Linked DNA regions of Mus musculus: regions 2 and 3 are each linked to region 1. A link is a loop called in an ENCODE intact Hi-C map of the cell type or tissue named here. Cell type or tissue: heart. All regions are shown on one strand.

Region 1 (8,000 bases):
CACGGGCGGTGACAGATGCATCCAGAGAGAAGAAATGACGCTCTCAGCGTCATTAATGAATTAGTGGTTAACTAATGCAACTCCACGGATGGCCACCTTCTTGAGCAAGAACAGACATGCAGGGATGGAAATGGATGGTTATCCAGCGGGCATTCCCCACCACCCCCCGCCACCTCCCCGAGAGTCATAGCCTGGGTGCAGAAACAGGGGGTCCCTGTGGCAATCTGGGTAGCCGACTATCCAAACCAACCAACTCCTGGCTCAGTAAGGGACCTTGCCTCCATAGATCAGGTGCAGAGTGATGTAGAAAGACACCCACACACATGCATGTAAACACACACATCATACTTTACACGTACACATACACAGAAAGGAAGTTGTTTACAGATTTTAACTTATGCACCATGTGTCTGCAGGTTTGTTGGTGTCCACGCAGGCCAGAAGAGGGCAGCAGATCCTCTGGAACTGGAGTTTCAGGAAGGTATGGGCTGCCCGGCAAGAGTGCTGGGAACTAAGTTCAGGTCCTCTGCATAAGCAGCAAACTGTGAGAGCAGTCTTAACAGGGCAACCTCTCCAGCTCCAAAAGGGTAGATTTGAATTCTATTTCACGCCATAGCAAAGTCCCAGCACCATCATCTTCATCATCATCATCACCACCACCACCATCATCACCATCACCACCACCACCATTATTACACTAATTGTGGTGGCAATCATTCCTTAGTCCTGTATGGAATACATCATTTCCTTTGTTAGTACTGCACTGTAGTGAGTTGTCTTTCTCACTTTTCCCATCCATAAGTGAAGGCACGAAACATCAGATTCATAGAACAATTCTCTTGGTCACACAGCTGATAATAACAACCGAGTCCGGACTCAAATGTAGCATGCTCTCCTTCCACACTGTGACCCTGACTCCATCTATTGAAAGGGTTTTGTTAAGTGTGTTTTTATAAACCCAAAGAAGACAAAGTCTACTTCCGGTCTCCCGGCATCCTCTCCTCCACTACACACTCTTCCTGGGATTTGCAGGTCAGGTCATACTCCTTCCCCAGGGAGAGGATTTCTTGGATCGGGTGGCTCAACCAGCTGATGCTGACAGTCGGTGTTCGGAAGGCTAGGCATTAGGATGAAAGCAGCAGCAGTCTTTTACAACGCGGAGACAGAGGCTCTGATCCAGCCTGTAGTCATTCGCTGTGCGCTCAACATGACTTGGGCCAACCCTAGGGTGCTTCGTCGGCTGAATGGCCGTAATTTATAGGTCTATTTCTGAAGGTGTTTTTAGAAGACATTAACCTTGCAGGAAACGGAGTAAGAAAAGCAGACTCCCACCCAGTGTGAGTGGGCCTCGTCCACCGAGATCTTCAGTAAACCAAGATAGAACGGAGAATGAGACTGTGGGCTTTTTCACCTCTATAACCTCTCGAGCTGATTCCCACGTTTCTTTCCTGTCACCTGTCACTCTGTTTCCCCAGGGGAACCAGCCCAAGGTTTGTCGCGCTGTGTCGGCACCGTCTTCCCTCTGGCTCATTGCTGCCCTCTGCTAAAGACACTCGTCACATTGGATTCAGACTGTTGTCGTGACATCATTTCAAGGCGGTCATTTCCATCAAGATCCCACCTTCAAATACAGCTACATTCTGAGGCATTGGGGTAAGACTTTAAGGTCGGGAGAGGAAACAAACTCACCCCAACATAAACTCACTCTATTTAAAGGAGAGCCCAGGAGAATGGGTTTCCACAGTTGGATTCCGGCACCATTAGGAGGCGCTCTGGTATTCACGAAGCCCTGTGGGTAAGAGCCCAGCCTTCACTGGGGGTAATTTTTTTATTACATATATTTATTTGGAGGTGTGTGCTGTACACACACACACCACAGCGTGCGTGTGGGCAATCAGTTCTCTTTTTCTACCGTGTAAGCCTCGGGGATTAAATTCGGGTTCTCAGACTTGCCGCAGGTGTCCACACCGCTGAACTATGTTGCTGCCCCTCCACCTTCTGTCCTCACCAAGACTCCTCAAAGGTGTCACAGCCTCTCCCAAAAGTGCCCTGGCAACTGGAATGTGGCCATTATGAGGATAGGGATTGTGATGGTGGTCAGAACCTGGTGAAGCCAAATGGTATTGTCTTAAAAGATGTCCTGTGGCCCTGGTCCGCAGCACGGTGGTTATCTGGATGGCGATGGAGGACAGGGAGGTGATGGAAGCCCGAGGGGCAGGAGAAAGCTGCCCCACACTCTCCAAGGTGGCCCCTGTTGACAGCATGCCTGAAGGCAAGCCAAAGGCCTCTTTGGTAAGAGGACCCCTCTCTTGATTTGCCCCATCCATCCCACTGGGGGTCAGGGGTAAGGGGCTCTAAGCCTTAGAGTCTGCTCACATGTGCTAGAAGATTCAGTTGACAAGAAGAACAGTGTCCCCTATATCCCTATAACTGGTTCCCAGCTGACACCGGGAACCAGAAAAACTTTACAGGATTGTAAGGTTGAGTGAAACTTTGTCTCTGTCTCTCATTTGAGGCCCTTACTTCCCTCTGTGGACAGGACACACACACACACACACACACACACACACACACACACACACACACACACACAAACAAACATATACATATATATGTGTTGCTTGGTTCTTTCAACACCTGGGCTTCTTCCTCACTCTGGAGCTCCTGAAAGATCTGTTGTCTGACAGTTAGGTGAAGGGTGGGGGATGGGAAAATGACCTCCAGGGTGATAAAGAGTAGACCTGAGCAGACACCTTCCTGATCCACCAATGCCTCACAACTTTTGGGCACTCGCCCTTCATGGGAGTTCACCTTCCCCTGTTATATACACTTCTAGCAAACACCCCGTCTAGGTAGTCTTTGCAACACACCCCAGGCTCCTGAAGCTCGGAGCAGAGGGTGTGGTTGTAGGGAGCCCCACACTGACTCCCCCATTATCACCCCACTTCTTCTCCATCCCAGGATGCAGAAGTCCCCAAACTAGAACTGCCTACCCTGGAAGAGAACGGGATCTGTGAGGACAGAGATTGTCCGGGGCCCCCTAGGTCATTGCCTCCAAAGTCCGGCCCAAACGCCAAGGGTCAGGCTGGCGATGGACCTGGACTGGAGTCCGTAGAGCTGCCCCTGCCCCTGGAGACAGAACACCGCAACGCGATGGAGCTGGAGAAGGTGCGCATGGAGTTTGAACTGACGCTCCTCAAGTACCTGCACCAGGAGAACGAGCGGCAGAGGCAGCATGAGGAAGTGATGGAGCAGCTGCAACAGCAGCAGCAGCAGCAGCAGGCTTTGCCTCACCAGGTAGCAGAGTGGGCTCTGGGCTGTGGCTGTACTGGCTTGGCTATGCATCTTGTCTGCTGGTCCCAGGTCTGGCTGAGAGGTGGTGAGCATCATGTAGCTGCCTCTACCCACTGGTGCCTGGATCGGTTTGCAGGATGGCCTGAGACCACTGCCCCTGTGATTAGCTTCCCTGCTATGTTAGATTCAAGCCTCTAAAGAGAGTTGAGAGTAGAAGATATCCTGAAACCACATCCTCTACCCAGAATCCCTTTTGATGGTCTCTTCGTGTCCAATACTCATACTATGACAGGCTTTCCGCCACTGTTTTTAAAAAGTTATTTTAAGATTTATTATATATAAATCTGTGTTCTGCCTGCATGTACACTTGCATGCCAGGAGAGGGCACCAGATTGTAGGTGGTTGTGAGCCATCATGTGGTTGCTGGGAACTGAACTGACCTCTGGAAGATCAGCCAACCCTCGTAACCTTGGAGCCATCTCTCCCTCCCCTTTCCAGTACTTTTATTTCTAAGATGTGCCAGTCGTTCCTGTCGCCTGACTATTGAATGATAACAGAAACCTATCCTTTTTTTATCCGTTTTCTCTGTTGGACACATGACCTTACTTATTAGAACCAACCAAAGCAACATTCTCTTTACAAGAAATAGATGCTCAGCCCCTACCATGCTACATGGAGACAAGAGTGCTCATCTGAGGGATGGGGTCTAGCTCAGTCTGCAGAGTACTTGAGTAGTATGCATGAAGCCCTGGGTTTGGTCTCCAGCATCAACTAAACATAAGTAGAGGCAGAATAATCAGTTCAAGGTGACATGGTAAGTTTGAGGCAAGACTGGGCTATGTGAGACCTTGTTTTAAAAGAAAAATTGGATGGAATGCCACCTGGGGTACTTAACACTGTGGCCAGACTATTCTAAACACCCTGTGATGAAAGATGTCACCACTTAAAAGAAGTGCCTCCTGGTCTCTGAAGTCATAGGTTCTGGGTAAAAAAACTCAGGCGCTAAGATTTTGTTTTTAAACCACTTAACCTTGAACACATTGCTACTCCCCCTCGAGCTTTGGTCTGCTCATCACTAAAGTAGAACCTGTCTCATGGGTCACTGTAAAGGATGAGAGAGGGAGTGCGTGGACGCTGCTCTTCAGTGGACCAGCACATGAGATAAGCGCTCAGTAATCGCTAGCTATTACCATTTTTATGAACTCACGCAGTTCACTGCTTGACCCGAGTGCAACGACTTCCATTCATCACTTCTCGGTCTCCTTGGGATATGATGCATCAGCCCCACTTCCCAGCTCTGAGTCAGCCTGGATTCTGAGAAGGTTGTCATGATCTCAGCTACGGCTGTAACTGTTGAGAAGGGTGTGACCTAAAGTTAAATCCCATTGCAGATCTCACTGCAGGTTATCAGCGGCTCCACCCATCAGTGCCGCACCGATACATTCTCTCCTGCTCACAGTTCTGCAGCATGCCCAAGAAACCTGTCCTGAGCCCTGTGTCGGGAGGCTTCCAAGAATAAGGAACTGCACTACCTGAATCATTTGTCTTATTGATTGGTCAATTCTTCAAAGAGAAGATAGGTTGGTCTGACAGGACTTGTCCTCCGTGAACACATGATGGCTTACTAATTATTCTTTCATAAGAAAAAAATTTTTTGTAAAAAAAAGCACAGATACCTGCTTACTATACATAAAAAAAAATCACTGAGCCAAGCCAAGCTTACTGAATTAGAACATCTGAAATATATTCTCCTTCTTCTAATATCTAGAAAACATTTGCCTTTCTCTAGAATACTCATACATTCCTGATACTTTCCAATTCTCCAAGTTCTTAGATTTTTGTCAGTGTCCAAGAAAAAAATTGAGCCATAAACTATTTAAATCAGGCATGGTATTTTTATTAGTTTGCCTGGTTGCTGCGACAGAGTCCCTGAAGAACGCAGCTTAAGGAAGAGTCAGTTTTGGCTCACAGTTCCAGGGGACAGTCGTCACAGCGGCAGGAGCAGCAGGCAGCTGCTGGTCACACTGCTTTAGTCACAGGCGCTCAGATAACTCAGTCCAGAACCCCAACCCACCTGATGATGCTGTCCACAGTTGGGGGGAGGGGGTCTGTCCATCTCAGTTAACCTAACCTAATCTAGATAACCTCATAGGCACACTAGAGGATTGTCACCTAAGTGACTCTAGGTCCTGTCAGATTAGCAGGGAAAATAAGTGGTCCCAGTATTGTAAGGACCACATCTCCCAATATTTCTCCTTGCTGGATGAAAGGAAAATCCTTAGCATTGACTCTTCTGCCTTTTTAAAAGATAGACCATGAGAAGTGTTTTGAAAAAGTCTACAAATATGTATTTGTGTGTGCACGCTCATATAACACACACGCACACACCACACACACACACGCACACACCATACACACACCACACACACACCACCATGATGGCTTCCCTTCCTCATTCAGGCTAACAACATATAGGCTGGAGAGTGTGGTGGAAGTCAACATGGAGCCCTGACCACAGAGCGCCCCGTGTAGAGGACACTGGACACTCCGGCCTTCCATTGGGTGTCCTCCGTGGCAGCCACATAGCTGAAATCACTCTCCCCTCCTTAGCTTTGTTTCTTGATATAGTTGCCTTCTCATTTTTTCTGCATCTGTTTTCAGCAATAATGTATTCAAAGTCTGTACCCTTGGGAATGGTTTACCAAAGTGTTTTATTTGTGATTCATTTACTAAAAGGGGGTGAAACTGGGGCCTTGGCTTGGTTGTGGAACCTTCCATAATCTCTTTTTCTTAGTGATTGGAGGGAAAGAGAAGAGAAAGTGAGATGAATGAGTGGATGAATAATTTAACTATAATGAATTTATCTGGACTAGTATTTGTCACTAGTTTGGGGCATCTCAGTCCTTGCCACTTAGCATTAAAAATATGACATCCTAAAAACTACTGTAGAGCAGAAACCATGCCAAGTTCTTTAGTTCAGATTAAAATGTTTATATCAGTTTTTGCCTCATACACGGATAACAGTTAAAATAGGGTCGGTCTGAGCCCAGTTATTGACTTCAGAAAAGAACAACTCACAATCAGATCTGTCTAAAACCCCAACACCCCGTGGAGTCAAGAGGGCCCATCACTCTAACCATCTGCCCCAGGAAAGAGCCTCTACCCAAGGGTGGAGGGCTACGGACTAACCATGTGACATACGTGAGGACTTGTGCTAAGGCATGCCCCTTCAGAGTGCCACTGTCCAGAAAGCTAGCCTATGAGGAAACAATATCCAAAAAATATTTCTAAGATCCAGAGCCCAGATCTGGGAAAAACCTGCAAGTCCTTGAGAGCTTTCTCACATGGGTAACCCCAGGGCAAAATGGAGCCGAGAAAGGGCCTCGGTGGCCTAGTGCCTGGGCTCACAAGGGAGAACACAAGCCCAAGAGAGAAAATGCACCAGTGATCTCACTAGAAATATCTTCCTTTATTTTCTCCTTCCTCGTGCTCTTGGGAAGGAGGTCTCACTACACAGGGACTTCCATGAGGTCACCCCAGAGTTCAGGACAGGACTGAGTCCAGCTGTGGTATTGCTAGCTCTGCTCTCTTCTTTCCCACAGTTCTCAGGAAGCCTCCAGGACCTCTTGCTCCCCCAGAACCAATTCGCCATGTTCTTCTACTGCTTCATCTTCATCCACATCATCTACGTTGCCAAGGAGACGGTCTTCTTTCTCTTCTCCAAGCACTACCTGTTCTGTCTGGCAGCCATCTTGCTGTGCTTGATTAAAACCTTGTGGTCCTACTTCCAAGTGTCGCTGCTTCGTCCATCGCCTACAGTGCCATCTGTGTGTTCACAAACCCCTCCCCTCCCATCGAAACCCGGCTCGATGGCACAGCTGCCAGCTGTGGACACCTGAGCATGGAGATGCACAGCCAGGACCCCTGTCTCCTCCCCATGGGAGAACTTCAGAAGTTAGCAGGTTTGAGGGAGGGTAGATAATCAAGGAGGGCCCAGAAAACCTTTCCAGAGTCAGAGTCACATCCGTGACCAAGGTTGGATCCCAACACATCCCATGTTCACACCGGTTTTTCTTCTCCTCTAAATTGCGAGGTTGACATGAGCCCCTCCCCCAACAAAAATGTCCTTGTCCCAACCCCCAGAATCCTGAAGTTGTTGCTTCACGTGACAAAAGAAACTGTTGTTAAAGCTGCTATTTAAGAGCCTGCATCCTGGAAGCATTAACAGACTGAGTTCTGCCACATGCCCTCCTCCAGCCACTTAGGCAATAGTGAAAAACAGAGAGGGGGGCTGTGTTCAGTGTGGCTACACCAGAAAGAGGGGCAACTCTGGGGTCCTAACACAAAGGGTAGATTTCCATAGAGAGCCAAGGCTGTACACAACAAAGCAGCCCTGCCTGCCCATCATCCCTGGCTTAGCTAGTCTCTCCTACAAGGTCTGAAAATTGTATGAATTCTCTCTCCAGGAGACAAGTTCTCCTGAGCTGGGCCTAGGTTTCAGCTTTCGTCTCCTGATAGGAGACTCCTAGGGAAATCTCAGTTTCTTGTGGTCTGTTGTTTCAGGAGTCTGACAGCCAAAGGGGTGGAGCACAGATGTCTCTGGGTTTAGAATATATTCATTCCTGCCACTACAGTTACAGTGCTGAGCCATGCTCAAAGAACCTTGCTGTGGAAAGGGAGGCTGGGTTATCTAGGTAGTCCCAATG
Region 2 (8,000 bases), 74 kb after region 1:
CCATGCACTAAGAGCCAGGGCCTTTTGACATTTGAGTGTCACCTCCCACCCATGCAGTCTACCTTGGGACTCACTTTTTGTGTGTTTGTGGGGCAGTCTATAGTTTCATCCCTTCAGGGATGTGGCTTTCTGGTTTTCAAAGCCCTAGTGAGATACTTGTTCATCAAACATCATTGCCTGAGTTTTAAACATATATCTGTTGTAAGAGACCTTTGTGAACGTTTTGAACATATTTGGTAAATTGGGTTTTGAGTCGTGTCCTTTCTTCATGTCCCTGTTTATAGAGCGATCCCAAGCACCTTGGGGCTGTTGAATCTGGCTTGGAGTTTATCTATTTACCCGTTCCAGCCTCTACTCTGTCCTGTTGTTGTTTATGATCATCCTTTTCTATGTATGTCTTGACTTCTCCAACTAAATTATAAACTCCAGAAGGCACAGTTAAGTCCTTTATTTGTGAGTGTGTATCCTTAGGACATCTTCATGAAGTGTAATCTGAACAAGTATTTGCTGAGGGCTTTGGAGTAGCAGAGGCAGGTTGTCCAGTATCAGTGACAGGTATTTGTACTTTGGATGTAGATTTTAAACAGATTCAAAGACCAGCCATATGGGAGGGAATGCCCAGGGCTGCATGCAGGGAATAAGAATCCCACCGAGGGGTGAAGGCCCATGGCCCTGCCGGCTGGGCCTGTGTGCCTGAGTCTCAGACAGGGCACCCGCTTTAGCTCACGGTCATTCCTGATGGTCTCTCTTTCTCTCGGAACACGCATCTTCTCTTGTCTGTGATTCTTGTCATGTGCTAAGTGGATAATAATTTTTATCAGTTCTGGTTTTCAGTAATGCAAAACCCACTCAATAAGCTAGCAGAATGTGGGTTTCTAAAAATGGAAACCTCTGTGGTATATAGGCGGCTGGTAGGAAGCTAGAGGATCCCCTTGGCAGCCCGAAAGTCCTGTGAACGAAATTCAGTATTTTGATGGTGGCTAGTTACCCTTTACGACACTTAGCTGTGCTCCCGAGAATGAATGTTCTAGTTAAATGTTTAAGCACCTACGTTACAAATTAAAACTAATATATACAATTGGTTTGCTAATTAGGAGGACACAGGAGACTTGGTTGAGAGCTCTGACTTGGACACTCGGTCGTTTAAAAGTAAGGGCTGGTACGTGAAACTCTCACGTGTTCTGTTTGTGGTTTCTAGCCTGAGATGAGGCTCCGCAGTTCTCCTTACTGGAAGACCCACCGGCTTACCTGGCGTTCTTGTAAACACGGTGCAATGGGAAGAAGCAGTTTTATGTGATGCTGGCTACAGTATGCACGAGGGATAATTTGCTCTCTATTATTAGCCTTCTAATTACTCAGTTGGATGAAAGCAGGAGAGACCTCATTCTCAAATAGCCCAGGATGGCAGGAAGCAGCAGTTCATTTTAGGTGGTCCAGGCTGAAGAGGCGTCATTTACTCCAACAAGTTCTGTGCAAACTTTCAACTTCCATCTGTTTTTAAGGCCCTAGCTCCCTGCATGTAATTGTTCTAACAACAACAAAAAAATGCAATTGCATAGATCCCTAGAAAGGTTTGATCCGATTGTCCTCCCTCATGTCCACATGTCTGTCACTGGGGAAAATGAGGCCTGATTAACCCTGGTTATGAAAGAAATCAAGCTGGATTAATGTGACTAAACATTTCTAGGGAATTTGAGTTCGACTACTCTTTCTTTTCGCAGCCCTCCAAAGAAGGAGCACACAGCTCTCTTTCCCTGATGAAGTATACTTGGCTACAAGTGAATATGCAACTTGGCACACTTAAAAACTACATGTACTTCTTTCCTGTTTCCAATTGTCTTAAGCGGGTTGCGTTCCAAAGTGCCCAGTTAATTCCGTGATGACAAACTGTTCTCCTGTCCATCAGGAAAGCATTTGCCCTTGAGACTCTGCTGTCGTGTCGGTGTTCTGATGAGAGTGTAGGAAATTTTATTTCTCAGTAAAGAAACTTCTCCATAGCTGCTGGGAGATAAAGCCAGGGGCACGGGGCTTTGGGGCGCATCGGAGGATTGCTGGGGAGTTGGGGAGGTCTGTTAGAGCTGGTAGGAGTCCTGCCATGCTCTAGGTGGGTGCTGGGCACTTCAGTGCACCCCCTTATTCACACCTTGTCATCTTGGGGGGTAATCCCCGTAGTTTTGTGTCTGTGAGAATTGGAAATCTAAACGCTGGTTTGCGCAGAAGCCTGGAGTGGCGGATGGGGTGGTGAAGTGTGGGCTGCCTTCCTACCCTCCTCTGTGCTGCCTGCCCTCACGAGGCTGCTGAGTGTGCACTCAGTGCACACTACTTAGCCCTCCAGCTGCTCTTCCAGAACAGGTTTGTGCAGTTTGTTTTAGATTTATTTTACGTGTAGGGATTTCTGCCTGCATGTATGTTTGTGTACCGCATGCGTACCTAGTACCCTCAGAGGTCAGAAGAGAGTGGCCCATCCCTTGGGACTGGAGTTGCAGGTGGCTTGGAGCTGCTGTGTGGGGACTGAGAATGGAACCTGGGTCCCCTGCAGGAGCAACAAGCGCTTTTAACCCCTGAGCCAGCTCGCCAGCCCCCACACATTATACTTGAAAATCATGTTTTGTTGTGACATTTCCATACATACAGTTATTTATATTTTGGTTGTATCCACCCTCCCAACGGTCATCTCTTGTCCTCCTTTCTCCCTGGGTCTCTTACCCTTCCCTAGCAGTCCCTCACTACTTCCCGAAAATAACCAGAGTAGGAGAAGGAGTTAAAGGAGGACAGCACAAGAGCAACAAACTGGGCACTTAACCACACTACTGCCTATGGCCTGACTTCTAAACCCAGGGCACAGAGGTAGTTAAATGCAAGTAGCGACTTCCACACTGAACGTAAAGGCTTGGCCTGGAAAGATGGCTTGGCGGTTAAGAGCAATAGTGGTTCTTGTAGAGCATCTACATGCTGGCTCAAAGCTATGTGTAACTACAGACCCAGGGCATCTGACACCTTCCCTGGCTTGGTGGGCATTAGGTATATACAGGCAAAACACCCATGCACATGAAAAAAAAAAAAAAGAAGAAAGAAGGAAGGAAGGAGAAACATAAAGATCATGGAGGTGGGGGATGGCATTTTCCTATTGTCCTGACTATAGAGTTACTGTCAGCAACATGAATAAAGCTGCCTAGAGTACATTGTCATTGGAAAGACTAAATCGACGAGACACAGAGAGAGATATACACACTGCGTAACAAGTTCCACTTTACACACTCTGCCCTTCGTTCGTGTCTACAGATTTCATAGCCAACTATGAAATTTCAACCAACTGTGGATTGAAAACATTTAGTGAAAATATACATAGCATGTGCAGATCTTTATCCTGCTCTTATTTCCCAAGTGTCTTACTTAGAGTTTCTAGTGCTGCAGTGAAACACTGTGACCAAAATGCATGTTGGGGAGCAAAGAGTTTATTTGGCTCACATTTTACTATTGCTGCTCATCACGGAAGCAAGCCAGGACAGGATTTTAAGCAGGGCAGGGATCTGGAGGCAGGAGGTGATGTAGAGGCTATGGAGGAGGGCTGCTTGCTGGCTTGCTCCTCATGGCTTGCTCAGCCTTTCTTATAGAACCCAGGACCACCAGCCAAGGGATGGTCCCATCAGTCACTAATTAAGAAAATGTCCAACAGCACCATTTTAGGCATTTTCTTAATTGAGGCTCCCTCCCATCCAGTGACCCTAGCTTGGTGAAGCTGGCTTAAAACTAGCCAGGAGGGCTGGTGAGATGGCTCAGTGGGTAAGAGCACCCAACTGCTCTTCTGAAGGTCCAAAGTTCAAATCCCAGCAACCACATGGTGGCTCACAACCATCCGTAATGAGATCTGACTCCCTCTTCTGGAGGGTCTGAAAACAACTACAGTGTACTTACATATAATAAAAATAAATAAATGTTTGAAAAAAAAAAAACTAGCCAGGACACTAAGAAATATAATAAGACAACTCTTTGTGTTTTACTGGGTACTATAAACAATGTATCAGCAATTTAAGATGTATACAAGGGTGTCTAGGTTACATATAAGTAACAGCACCATATTAAAGAAGGGGCTTGGAGCGGCTGCTGATTTTGATATCACAGGGAGTTTGGAACTGATCCCTCGCAAGGAAAATGAGAGTTGCTGGAATTGAAAATTATGGTGAGAAAAGTGTCAGGTGACATGAAAGGAATGTACTTCAGTAGGAAAATAATGAGGCAGAAACTAAATGCATCTTTGAAATTACTCTCATAGCTCCATGTTTATATTGTTCTAGTAGTGAAGTGGGTCATTTAAGAAGGTGGTCTATACCAAAACCAGTTTCCATGAAACCAGACGCCTCCAGCCATGGCAGAAATGGACCCCTGACTCCATTCTCTTGCTAGAATGTATTGTGTCACGTAAAACAGTCCATGCACAATGAGTTAGTCGCTGCATTTTGTGGCAGCGACTGAAGCACCTATCAGGAAGAGAGTCATGAAGCAGCTGTTTAACCCATACAACAGTCTAGCATATTTTGGTGGGTGTGGAAAGTTTGCCAAGACAGACCACACAAGGTAGTCACAGAGCAGAAGGCATCGTTTGATCACATGTGTAGCTATAAGAATGTCTGCAGTTCTGGGAGTATACATGAAAAAAAAACCAACCAAACAAACCCAAAAACAAAAAACAAAGAACCAAACCAAAACCACCACCAACAAACCCTGGCACTGCCCCGCACTCCAGCCCCCAGTTTAAAGCCTAGCATCTTTACTATGGCTGTCCGTCCTTACAGGTTCTTTTCCTTCCATGTCTGTATGTGAGTCATCCAGTTTTAAGGATGAAGTCCATGAGACCATGTTGGTCAAGGCCTGTACTACTGTAATACTTGCGGTACATTTCAGTGTATGTTATTATAGTAGAATACTTAAGTGTAGAGCCCGCCTCGGTTCTCTGTGCAGACTTGTCAGTGAGAGCTACAGGAGTCACAGTGTATTGCCTCCTGCCCCCGTGTGTGTGTTTCTTTGTATGTTTTGCTATGGGATCTCACTGTGTAGCCCAGGCTGACTGAATTCCTCATCTCTCTTCGCCCCCAGAATGCTGGAGTTATAGCAGTGTGCACCACAGCCCTCTGTTTTCTTCATTTTTATTTGATTTGTTAATTGTATTATTTTTTTAAATTATTATTGAAAAAAAGGAAGAAAACCAAAGCCAAGTGGAATCACCTCACTTCACAGAGAGACAGATACATTCCTGGTTGTTCTTTTGACCCTGTAATCTAACATAGTTATCGCTATTAATCTGTGGACCGGTAAGTATAAATAATGACTTTCCCTCCCCCCCCCCCCCCCCACAGGAAGACTATGATCGTCTGAGGCCTTTATCTTACCCCATGACTGACGTCTTCCTCATATGCTTCTCCGTGGTAAATCCAGCCTCGTTTCAAAATGTAAAGGAAGAGTGGGTACCAGAGCTAAAGGAATATGCGCCAAACGTCCCCTTCTTGTTAATAGGAACTCAGGTGTGTCTGCTTTGATTTTACTCATTTAAGAAGGTCTATAGTTAGCTAGGAGGGATTGCTCTCAAGCAAGACCCTGTGACTAGCAAGTGATGTGTTAAGTAAGTTTCAAATGGGCAATTCCTCTCCTACTTCTACATTAAAATAATTCCCCCAAATTGTATTTGTATCTTTAAAATCTTATTTTGTGTATTTTTTTAATATGTGAAGACTAAATGGGACTATATGCATTGGTTTCTTTTAAAATACATATTATAGGACATTATTGATCTTTCTTAATTAGATTGATCTCCGAGATGACCCCAAAACTTTAGCAAGACTGAATGACATGAAAGAAAAACCTGTCTGTGTGGAACAAGGACAGAAACTAGCAAAAGAGGTAATGAATCCCTGCTGGGCTTAACGCAGATGTGAAGATGAGGGCTAGGCTAGAGCACTGCTGTGCCTCAGGTCCCAGCCCTATTGAGTGTTTCTCTCTCAGACCCCCATCAGCTCTGCACTGACACGAGGAAGGTCTGCTTCCCTGGCTGTAGACAAGAAAGAATGGGACCCTTTAAGTAACAGGAGCCAGAGACTTTTCAGTAAAAAATGGCAGAGCTGAGCTTCCAGCTTGAATGTTTGTCCACCTGTGCTAAGCTGACAACTATGACTTTAAAGGCACCTGTAGGAGGTAGCCGAGGCAGAGGCGGAGACTTCACATCCTTCTTAATTATTTAAACATTTGTACTGTGCCAAATTAGGCTCTGCTTTCAGCTTACACGCCTGCAGGTGCAGTTGAAGTGACATTAGGTAACAATGTAAATCTATGGTTACAGAGAAAATTATGGGTAGTTTTCTACAAAATATTTAGATACATATAATGCCTTTTAATTAAATTTACATTATTCCTTACCCCAAAGGTAGATTCTTTTCCACTTCATATGACTGACTATAAGATTACTGAATTCCTCTAATTCTTTTTTTATTTTTCCTGTTTTGGCTTTAGTAGGATTTTTGTGTAAGTGCAATCTAATAAGGTCTTTTAAACTGTGTTATGAGGAGATAGGAAGAAGCGAGAGAACTTTCTGGAGGACAGCATTTCCCCAAGGAAAGAGAAATGATTTCACCAACTCCAGGAATTCCTCGCGTTGATTTTATAATCTTGGAGAAAGGAGTAATTTCTAAATGCATAAAAGCAAAAGTTATAAATGCAGGTTATCTCAGTACATAAATACGTGCTATTACACTGGATATTAGTAATCAGATTGCTGTGTAGGGCATTAACCATAAAATGATTTAATCAGAAGATGGCATAGACCCTAGTGGAAAAGTGCTAAGAACATTCATCCGAAGTCACCAAGTCTGAGGAAACTCCAAGGAGAAAGAATAGAAACTGTGTGTTCTAGCTAGGCATAGGGGCATAGGCCTTTAATTTCAGCACTCAGGGGGCAGAGGAAGGTGGAGCTCTGTGAGTTCAAGGCTAGCTGGTCTATAGAGTAAGTTTGAGGACAGCCAGGGCTACATAGGGAAACTGTCTCAAAAAGCAAGCCAGCAAACAAAAGAAATTGTGTTTTCTTACTCGGCAGGTCTAACAACCCAGTAGAACACGTTAAGACCCTACCGTGCTCTTAGGAGACCGTAAAGGAGTGAGCACAGAGTTTAGAGTGCCAGAAGGGAATGTGTAGACTGAAGAAGCCAGGGAGATAAATTAAGGGATGGAGCAGCCCAGCAACCCTGACAGTCAACCAGTCAAGGAAACGACTAAGGTCTACACAGGGAAAGCAGTGTTCTTGCCTACCCTTGGCTTTTTAACTGCATCTTAGATATGGCAAGCATCTCCCGCATCAGTCTCGGGTTTGAACTCCTCAGGACCCCTCACTGTTCGGCCTTCACCCTCCTCCTGTTTCCCGCTGCTCTTTGTCCCAGCAATCACCAGTGTCTACTCTGTATACCTTTTCTGGCCACACAGTAGGACACCTTGACATGTCCCCAGGACCTTAACATATATCGATTATCTAATATTTGATGAATGAGTTTTCCATAAAGAAATCCAGAAGGCCATACACTAGTATTTTAACAACCGTCTCCCTCTGGGAATTGTGAAGATGCATAATAAGGTTCTTTCTATATAGCTATATTTTTAACGTGTTGTTACTGAGTTGTATAAAACCTTGATGTAACTGTGGCTTTTTCCCTCCTTCCCAGATAGGTGCATGCTGCTATGTGGAGTGTTCAGCTTTAACCCAGAAGGGTTTGAAGACTGTGTTTGATGAGGCTATCATAGCCATTTTAACTCCAAAGAAACACACAGTAAAAAAAAGAATAGGATCAAGATGTATAAACTGTTGTTTGATTACGTGAGAAACATCTTTAGTGGCCAAGGAAACTGTCCATTTCTCCCAGAAAGCATTTGAAATGCTACAGCGCTATCCTGACCTCTTACAGTGAAGCAGTTTAACTTGAGGAGGGAGGGAACCTGTCCTCAGCATTCTACAGAGTTCATTG
Region 3 (8,000 bases), 90 kb after region 1:
TGATCCCCAGAACTCACAGAAAGCTGCACACAGTTGCCCAGCCTAGGCCATGGGAGCGCAGACAGGAGATCCCTGGAAGCTAGAAGAGCAGGCTCGCCTGGTGTATGCAGTGGTACTGAGGCCTGTCAGCGGACTTCTACATGTGCAGTACCAGGCATGCTTACACACACTTTCAAAGATAAAGTCAGTTCTGCCAGGCATGATGGCCCATGCCTGCAATCCCAGGACATGGGATTTGCTGAAAACAGGATCAAGTGTTTGAGACCAGCCTTGGCTACCTACAGAATTCTAGGCAAGCCTGGGCTACAAAGTGAGCTTTCGTCAAAGACACACCTTCTCCCAATGCCATAAGTCAAGGGAAAGCTACAGTGTTTTAAAAATCAGATGTTAATTTAAATCTAGTTCACTCTTTATTGTAAGTAAATACTGGAGGAGAAAAATTAGTAGTAAAAGCCTAAATAATCTAAAAATGGAAAACTGAACTGTAATTAATGTCTTCTAAGCAAACTTAAAACACATGCTTTAGTCAGCACATCTGCTTTCCACAATTCAGTTTCTACTTTTGTAATCTTGTAAGAACGTTCTAAACGTGTAAGATCAAACTTTTATGCAATAAAATAGGCAATGTATATACAAACTGACATTTTATCAACTCACTAAAGCTCATTCTCTATTTAGATTTAATTATACTAACTGAAAGCCATGAGTCTAGTAGTCCGAAACAATTCCTGTGCCCTTTTCAATAACTTAAGTGCTGGCACTCTTCAGTCGAATGAAGCGAGATGCCAGCTAGATCACCAAGTGGGGGTCGGACTTGCTTCATGCACTAAAGCCTCCACAAGGACAAGAGAACCACCACAGTCCCCCCACCTTCCCAGACCTGCACATGACAGTCAGAAAGGGCAGACTGCAGACTGACTGAGAGCAAAAGGAAAGCGCAGCCCTGTGGGAGAGACAGCGTCTAAGTGAGGCACAGAAATGCACCTAAAACCAGGCACTCTGCTCACCTGAAAACTCAGGTCCTGTCAGTGAGCATCAAAGATTCAGTCCCACCCATCTGTTACCTAGGAATTTACGATTTCAGCAAACGTGGATATATGATTAAGTAGGATGCTTAAAATTGATGCTACTACCAGTGAGAACTGAAAACAACCTAAATGCCCATTCATTAAAAATGGTTTAAGAAAATTAATGTTCCAGTTATGTAATTCTTCACTAATACACAATAACACCATAATATAAAGTTCAGAGGAAAACGCATTAAAAACACGCACATGATGAACAGCACGGATGGAGAATGGGCTGCAAAAATTACCATCAGAACAGAAATGATGGTGTTCACCCAGTAGGTGAAAAAAAAAAGCTAATTGTAACTTTCTATAATTATTAACAAACACAGCTTAAATGTAAAAGGCAAATATATCTTCTCTTTGAGACAAGAAAAACATTCTCTTCATATTGGGAAAAAAGCACATTCATTTTTAATAGCACTGTTCTTTTTAGGAGAAAGTGTCAGGGAAAACTCACGCTGCTGTAGACTCAAGTGTGCTTATCAGTGCGTTACAGTAAAGCACTGGCAGTAAGGGAGATGATCACAGTGAGGTTTATTACATTATAAATAACTATAGAGTAAAGAAGCACAGTCTAAAACAGTTAGAAATGAATGAAACAGGATTTTGGGGACAAAAAAAAAGGAAAGGTTATGGTATTACAGTGATGTGCTTATGTTGACAAAGTATGGAGTGCCCTGGCTAGTCTTAATTGTCAACCTGACACAGCATAGAGTCATCTGAGAAGAAAAGCAAAACTAAACGGAGGGATTTCTCAGTTTAGACTGGCCTATGGACATGTCAGTGGGGGCTACCTTGATTGTTAATCAATGCAGGAGGGCCCATCCACTGTGGGTAGCACCATCCCATAAGCTAGCTAAGCTTAAGCCTAGAAACAAGCAAGACATCAAAGAGTATTCCATCAAGGTCCTGCCTCAAGTTCCTCCCTGACCTTCCTCCCTGATGGACCACAGCCTGGAGTGTGAGCCACATAAAGCTGCTTATCCTCCCCTACGCTGCTTTTGGTCAGTGGCTTATCACAACAACAGAAAATACTAGAGCATGCTAACATATATCTATAATTTCCAAAACTAGGGAACAAAAAGTATGAGGATCAGGAGTTCAAGGCCTTCCTCAAATACAAAATGAATTCAAGGCTAGCCTGGGCTACCTAAGATACTGTCTCAAAACAACCATATTTTAAAAACTGAGATAACGATGCTGGGTGGTGACACATGAGCTTTGTACCAATGGCAAAGGAGGAGTAAGGGGCCTAAGTTTCAGGCCGGTCTGGATGACAGAACAAGCTCAAGGTTGTGAGCTAAGCCATGAGCTCTTGCGTCAAAGCACCAAAGGTGGGGGTATGGCTCAGTGTACTGTCAGTGTACTGTCAGGCTTCCTCTCAAATCACTTGCCTTTATTTTTAAAATTATGCTGGGAGCTGACAGGACAGCCCAGTGGGTAAAGGCACCTGCTGCTAAACCCAATAACCTGCTTGCTGGTTATAAAACACACTTGGTGGAAGGCAAGAACCTATTCTGATGTCCACTCTCGCACTCTAGCATGCATGCACCCACAGACATGCACACATAAAATAAATAAAGACGTGGCAAAGCTTTTTTAAAAAATTACTTCGCAATATGCTTTTTAATATATTTCAAGGTAAGTATTCAATGTGGCCATCAACCTAGATAAGAATATACAATCTAAGATTAGAAGTGTAATAACTTAAGAAAAGAAGAAGGAGAAGGAGGAGGAGGAGGAGGAGAAGCATTTCTGCATGTATTGGAAAATAAGCTAAGTTTAAGAACAGGGGCCAGGGTGTGACTGCTCTGCAAGATCCTGAGTTTGGATCACCAGCAGCCATGTGAAAAGCCACGGTGATACACATTTGTGATCTCAGTGCGAGAAGGTGAAGACAGGAGGATCCCAGAGATATGACGGTTAAACAGCCTAGCTACGTAATCTCCAGCAGAGTGAGAGATTGTCTCAAAATGAAAATGTGAGCCACAGAAGACACTGGATGCCAACCTCTAACCTTCACACGATAAATGCATAAGCACACACATAAGTACACACATGCATACGAGAGACACACACACACACACACACGCACGCACACAGAGTTTTAAAAAGAAGCATTCACGTTTGCATACAGAAGAAGCAGCTGGATAGTAGATGGCAGCCAACATGGGCGCCTATGGCACTGGGTCAGGTCCCGTGAGCTGTCACCTAGACTGCTCTGCCTTCCCTCATCTTGTCAGCAATGAATACCTTGCATCACATCCAGCTTTCTTCACCGGCTTTCCTACTGCTGGGCCAACACGCATTTTGTTAAAGTCTTTGAAACCAACCTGCCACGGTCTTTCCCAATCCAGTGGAATAGGAAATGCTCCAAGCCACGCTCCTGTGAAACTAGAAATTGTAGTGATCTGAAGACTATTCTCCCAAATAGATGTAACTCTGCAAGACACAACACATACGTCATTGGCAGATTATGTCGTTAAGAGCTAGAAACCACACAAGCACTTGAACAAATTGATGCTACACATATAATTTTCATTCATTTAACATAATCAGCTCAAAATGACAGAACCAGGTTGGTGAGATGGCTCAGCGGGTAAGAGCACTGACTGCTCTTCTTAAGGTCCTGTGTTCAGCATGAGCAACCACATGGTGGCTCACAACCACCCATAATGAGACCTGATGCCCTCTTCTGGTGCATCTGAAGACAGCTACAGTCTACTTATACATAATAATAAATAAATCTTTTTAAAAAAATGACAGAACCTTGAAGATGCAAATGTCATTCCTCTGGGAAGGTACTGCATGTGCACTGTGAAAGGCAAACAATACAAAACAGCACGGTAACAACAAACATATCCTCTTATCACAGCTCCTGAGTCCTTTCCCCACAGCTAACTGCCATTTCAAGTTATACGCCTTTCCAGAATGCACATAATTTTATCTTATGCATAACTGCATATATGAAATGTGTGTACGTATGTATTTTCCCTATTAAATGCATCATGTTTAGAATACTATAATCATTATAAAAAGAAAGTATTCACCTATTGGCAATAAGTCTCCATTTCTCTTTCCCATCGCCCTAAGCAACCGAGTTATTTTATGTCTCTGGATTTGCCTGCTCTGAGTATTTCATGTAAGTGGGCACCTGTGACACGAATGCTCTTACTGATTTCTTTCCCTTAGAATACTCTTTCCAAGATTCCTCTATGGTGTGGCATGTGTGTGCTGACACTCCAGTCGTACCAGTGGGTCACACATCCTTGTATAGATACTGCCGATTTTACTCCTCCAGCCAACAGTGGATGTGCATCTGAGCTGTACTGCCCTTTGGGGTTAGATATAATGCTGCTAGGAAAATTTATGTACAAATCACTGTAGGGACATGTGTTCTCATCTCTCTTGGCATTATACCTAGAAAGAAATAGCCAGGTCACCTGCTGTTTAATCATTTGAGGAATAGTTTCCTAAAGTAGCCAAAACATTTGATTTTCTCAAGTCATGTGTGAAGCGTCCATTTTTCCTACATCTTCCTAATTATCTGTGGATTATAGTCATTCTAGCCAGTGTGAAATGGTATCTCAATGCAGTAGACTTAAGACTGCATTAAAGTCATGCTACAGAAACCACTGAAGGATTTTAATTAAGCTAACAATGTGATCAGAGCCATTGGTGGCAAGAAACAATTCCCTTCACAGTCCTTTCATTATTCTAGCACATTCGTAACCGACCTCTGCTTATTAAAGTAAAAAGTACAAATATTCACGAGGTTGACTTCAATTTTGATTGTTTGGCATATCCATGAGTGTTTGTGGTCCTACATACAATAAACGTTAGAAAGAAAGAAAGAAAGAAAGACAGAAAGAAAGAAAGAAAGATCTATAAAACTATAAAAATTCTGTAGCCTGTATTTTTAAGAAAACATATTTATTAAAAATAACTTACATAGCTTTAAAATCAGAATGAAGTCTCCTCCTCTAATTTCTATACCCTATAGAAAAAAATGTTTCATGTATTATATTTCAAGATTTCATTTCTCTCTGCACTTATAACTGTTGGATAAGACCGTGCCTTTGGGAAGTTTGTGGGAAAGGGAGCCCCTGAGAAGACAGACAGCTCCAACATAGGGCAGCTGAAACAGTGAGGCTGTTAGGGGAATTACATCTTCTCCACTCCGCTTCTTCCACGCTTCCCCTCGTGTTACTCTTACAGTGTCCTCACCTCTGTATCCCTCATTCATTCTACTATCTTCTTGGCATAATGAGCCACTTAGAAGATAAATAACTTTCAGTCAGAACTCTCTTTAAACTTCCCTTGCACCACAGGAGCACATTAACGACTGTCCTCTGTCTCTTCTCTGTATCTCATGTTCTCTAAGGACTTTATCCTCCTCTGTCTCTTCTCTGTATCTCATGTTCTCTAAGGACTTTATCCTCCTCTGTCTCTTCTCTGGATCTCATGTTCTCTAAGGACTTTATCCTCCCTGACTCCTTTTGTATCCCTTATTCATTCTGATTAGATCAAACCTTTCCTTCATGCTAAAATTTGATTTTCTAACTTGCTTTATACTTCTTGATATTTCTTTTGTTGTTTTGTTTTGTTTTTGAGGCAGGGTCTTTCTGCCTAGCCCTGTCTGTTCTAGAACTCACTATGTAGACAAGGCTGGCCTTGAACTCAAGAGATCTGCCTGCTTCTGCCTCCTAAGTACTGGGATTAAATGTGTGCACTACTCAGCTGCTTCTGGATATTTCTAATGTATGTTTTATACATGTGGTTTAGGTTCTGAATTTATGGCATTGATTCTGCAATCTGGTCTTCATTTTGGCTGATGTTTTCATCTTTGCTCTTTTTATTAAATTAATCTGCATAATAGCATGTTTTCTGGTAGACCGTGTGAGATTTGCCTGGTTTGAGCAGGGCCGTTTTCTCCCACATCACATTACTCATCTTCCTGTGCCTCTTGCTCTGCTGCAGCCCCACCTTCCCTTCCTGGCTGCTGTACCACTTCTGTTTCTCTCGCTCACTCTTCCCATGGGCAAGCTGTCTTGGCTACTGTTTGCTCAGATACGACAAGTAAACTCGCTTTGGTGCCGCTTCCCATCTTAACTGGCTCTATTTTTTCCTATTATGAATCTGTATTTTCAACCTTGGATGTTATTTTATGCCTTTTTTAAAAAAATTCTAAGTCAGAGGGAAAGAATGGAGAAGAACAAGGTAGATGCTCTCTCTGTGACTCAATAGTAATACTCAGCTAAATGTAGTAAATGGTGGATCCAGGATTCAAACTTTAAAAAAAATCCTGGCCGGGGTTTATGCATCCTTCAGAAACCAGATGAAGCTATTATGGTACCGTCTGCGCCCTTGGCAGAGGCCCAGTAGGAAGCAGCCCTGTAGATTCATAAAAAGCAAGGAGACCTGACAATGAGTCGGAGAACGGCTGTTGTGTTGGTGAGAAAAATCTATGGAGCGGTATTAGAATCTTAGTATTAGATCTCAGTTGGACAGTGTCAACCAGCTGCCTTTGATCCCGGGTTCTATTTCAAGAATTTAGTTTACAGCAACTCTTGCTTAAATTTTGCTGAAACGAAGATGTACCTCACATTACTTTCAATTGTTAAAAACAAACAAACAAACAAACAAAAAGCCCCTTGCTCAAGTTTGCTAAAACAAATATCACCTTACTTACAACTGTGAAAATGTGATAACAGCATGCAATAGTAAATTAACCACAGAATGTTAATGATATGATGATTAGACTAATTTGACCACAGTGACCTAGTCTCCTTCTCAGTAATCAGGGTAGGAAGGCACAAGGGAAGGAAGCTCTCGTTTTCTGCCACCTCCAACAAGGACAGCACCAGAAGAGTCCCTAAGAGGCACAGCCTCACCTGTCTGTACCCAGAAGCACCCGCTGTCTATACGACAGCATAACCAGAAGCACTTGCTGTCTATACTACAGCATAACCAGAAGCACCCGCTGTCTATACTACAGCATAACCAGAAGCACCCGCTGTCTATACTACAGCATAACCAGAAGCACCCGCTGTCTATACGACAGCATAACCAGAAGCACCCGCTGTCTATACAACAGCATAACCAGAAGCACCCGCTGTCTATACTACAGCATAACCAGAAGCACTTGCTGTCTATACTACAGCATAACCAGAAGCACCCGCTGTCTATACTACAGCATAACCAGAAGCACCCGCTGTCTATACGACAGCATAACCAGAAGCACCCGCTGTCTATACGACAGCATAACCAGAAGCACCCGCTGTCTATACGACAGCATAACCAGAAGCACCCGCTGTCTATACTACAGCATAACCAGAAGCACCCGCTGTCTATACGACAGCATAACCAGAAGCACCCGCTGTCTATACGACAGCATAACCAGAAGCACCCGCTGTCTATACGACAGCATAACCAGAAGCACCCGCTGTCTATACGACAGCATAACCAGAAGCACCCGCTGTCTATACGACAGCATAACCAGAAGCACCCGCTGTCTATACGACAGCATAACCAGAAGCACCCGCTGTCTATACGACAGCATAACCAGAAGCACCCGCTGTCTATACTACAGCATAACCAGAAGCACCCGCTGTCTATACTACAGCATAACCAGAAGCACCCGCTGTCTATACTACAGCATAACCAGAAGCACCCGCTGTCTATACGACAGCATAACCAGAAGCACCCGCTGTCTATACGACAGCATAACCAGAAGCACCCGCTGTCTATACGACAGCATAACCAGAAGCACCCGCTGTCTATACGACAGCATAACCAGAAGCACCCGCTGTCTATACGACAGCATAACCAGAAGCACCCGCTGTCTATACGACAGCATAACCAGAAGCACCCGCTGTCTATACGACAGCATAACCAGAAGCACCCGCTGTCTATACTACAGCATAACCA

The links. A loop is a pair of places that touch in the nucleus more often than their neighbours do. Peaks named below come from ENCODE experiments on the same cell type or tissue, not always from the same donor. Only the 100,000 strongest peaks of a DNase experiment are listed, where the experiment ranks them.
Region 2: it touches region 1 in a loop (2.8-fold over the local background); 9 of 42 quality-filtered maps call a loop at or near these places.
Region 3: a loop joins it to region 1, with 2.7 times the contacts of the local background. A loop is called at or near these places in 7 of 42 quality-filtered maps.

The regions. Positions count from the first base shown.
Region 1 is chr17:86,915,290-86,923,289 of GRCm38, forward strand. It overlaps Tmem247 (transmembrane protein 247), which reads left to right and starts at 2,059. Exons shown (of 3, transcript NM_030104.1): 1 at 2,059-2,292; 2 at 2,962-3,297; 3 at 6,897-7,078. The coding sequence starts at 2,176. The coding sequence ends at 7,078. In heart, a CTCF peak has its summit at 3,662 (motif pointing right); no DNase peak of the experiment used is centred here.
Region 2 is chr17:86,989,205-86,997,204 of GRCm38, forward strand. It overlaps Rhoq (ras homolog family member Q), which reads left to right. Exons shown (of 5, transcript NM_145491.2): 3 at 5,355-5,519; 4 at 5,800-5,895; 5 at 7,701-8,000. The coding sequence ends at 7,856. Among named protein-coding and RNA genes, the nearest start is that of Rhoq, 30 kb to the left of the region's middle. In heart, a CTCF peak has its summit at 3,880 (motif pointing left); no DNase peak of the experiment used is centred here.
Region 3 is chr17:87,005,400-87,013,399 of GRCm38, forward strand. Pigf (phosphatidylinositol glycan anchor biosynthesis, class F) reads right to left here. Exons shown (of 6, transcript NM_008838.1): 5 at 3,404-3,512. Among named protein-coding and RNA genes, the nearest start is that of Pigf, 16 kb to the right of the region's middle. In heart, a CTCF peak has its summit at 3,760 (motif pointing left); no DNase peak of the experiment used is centred here.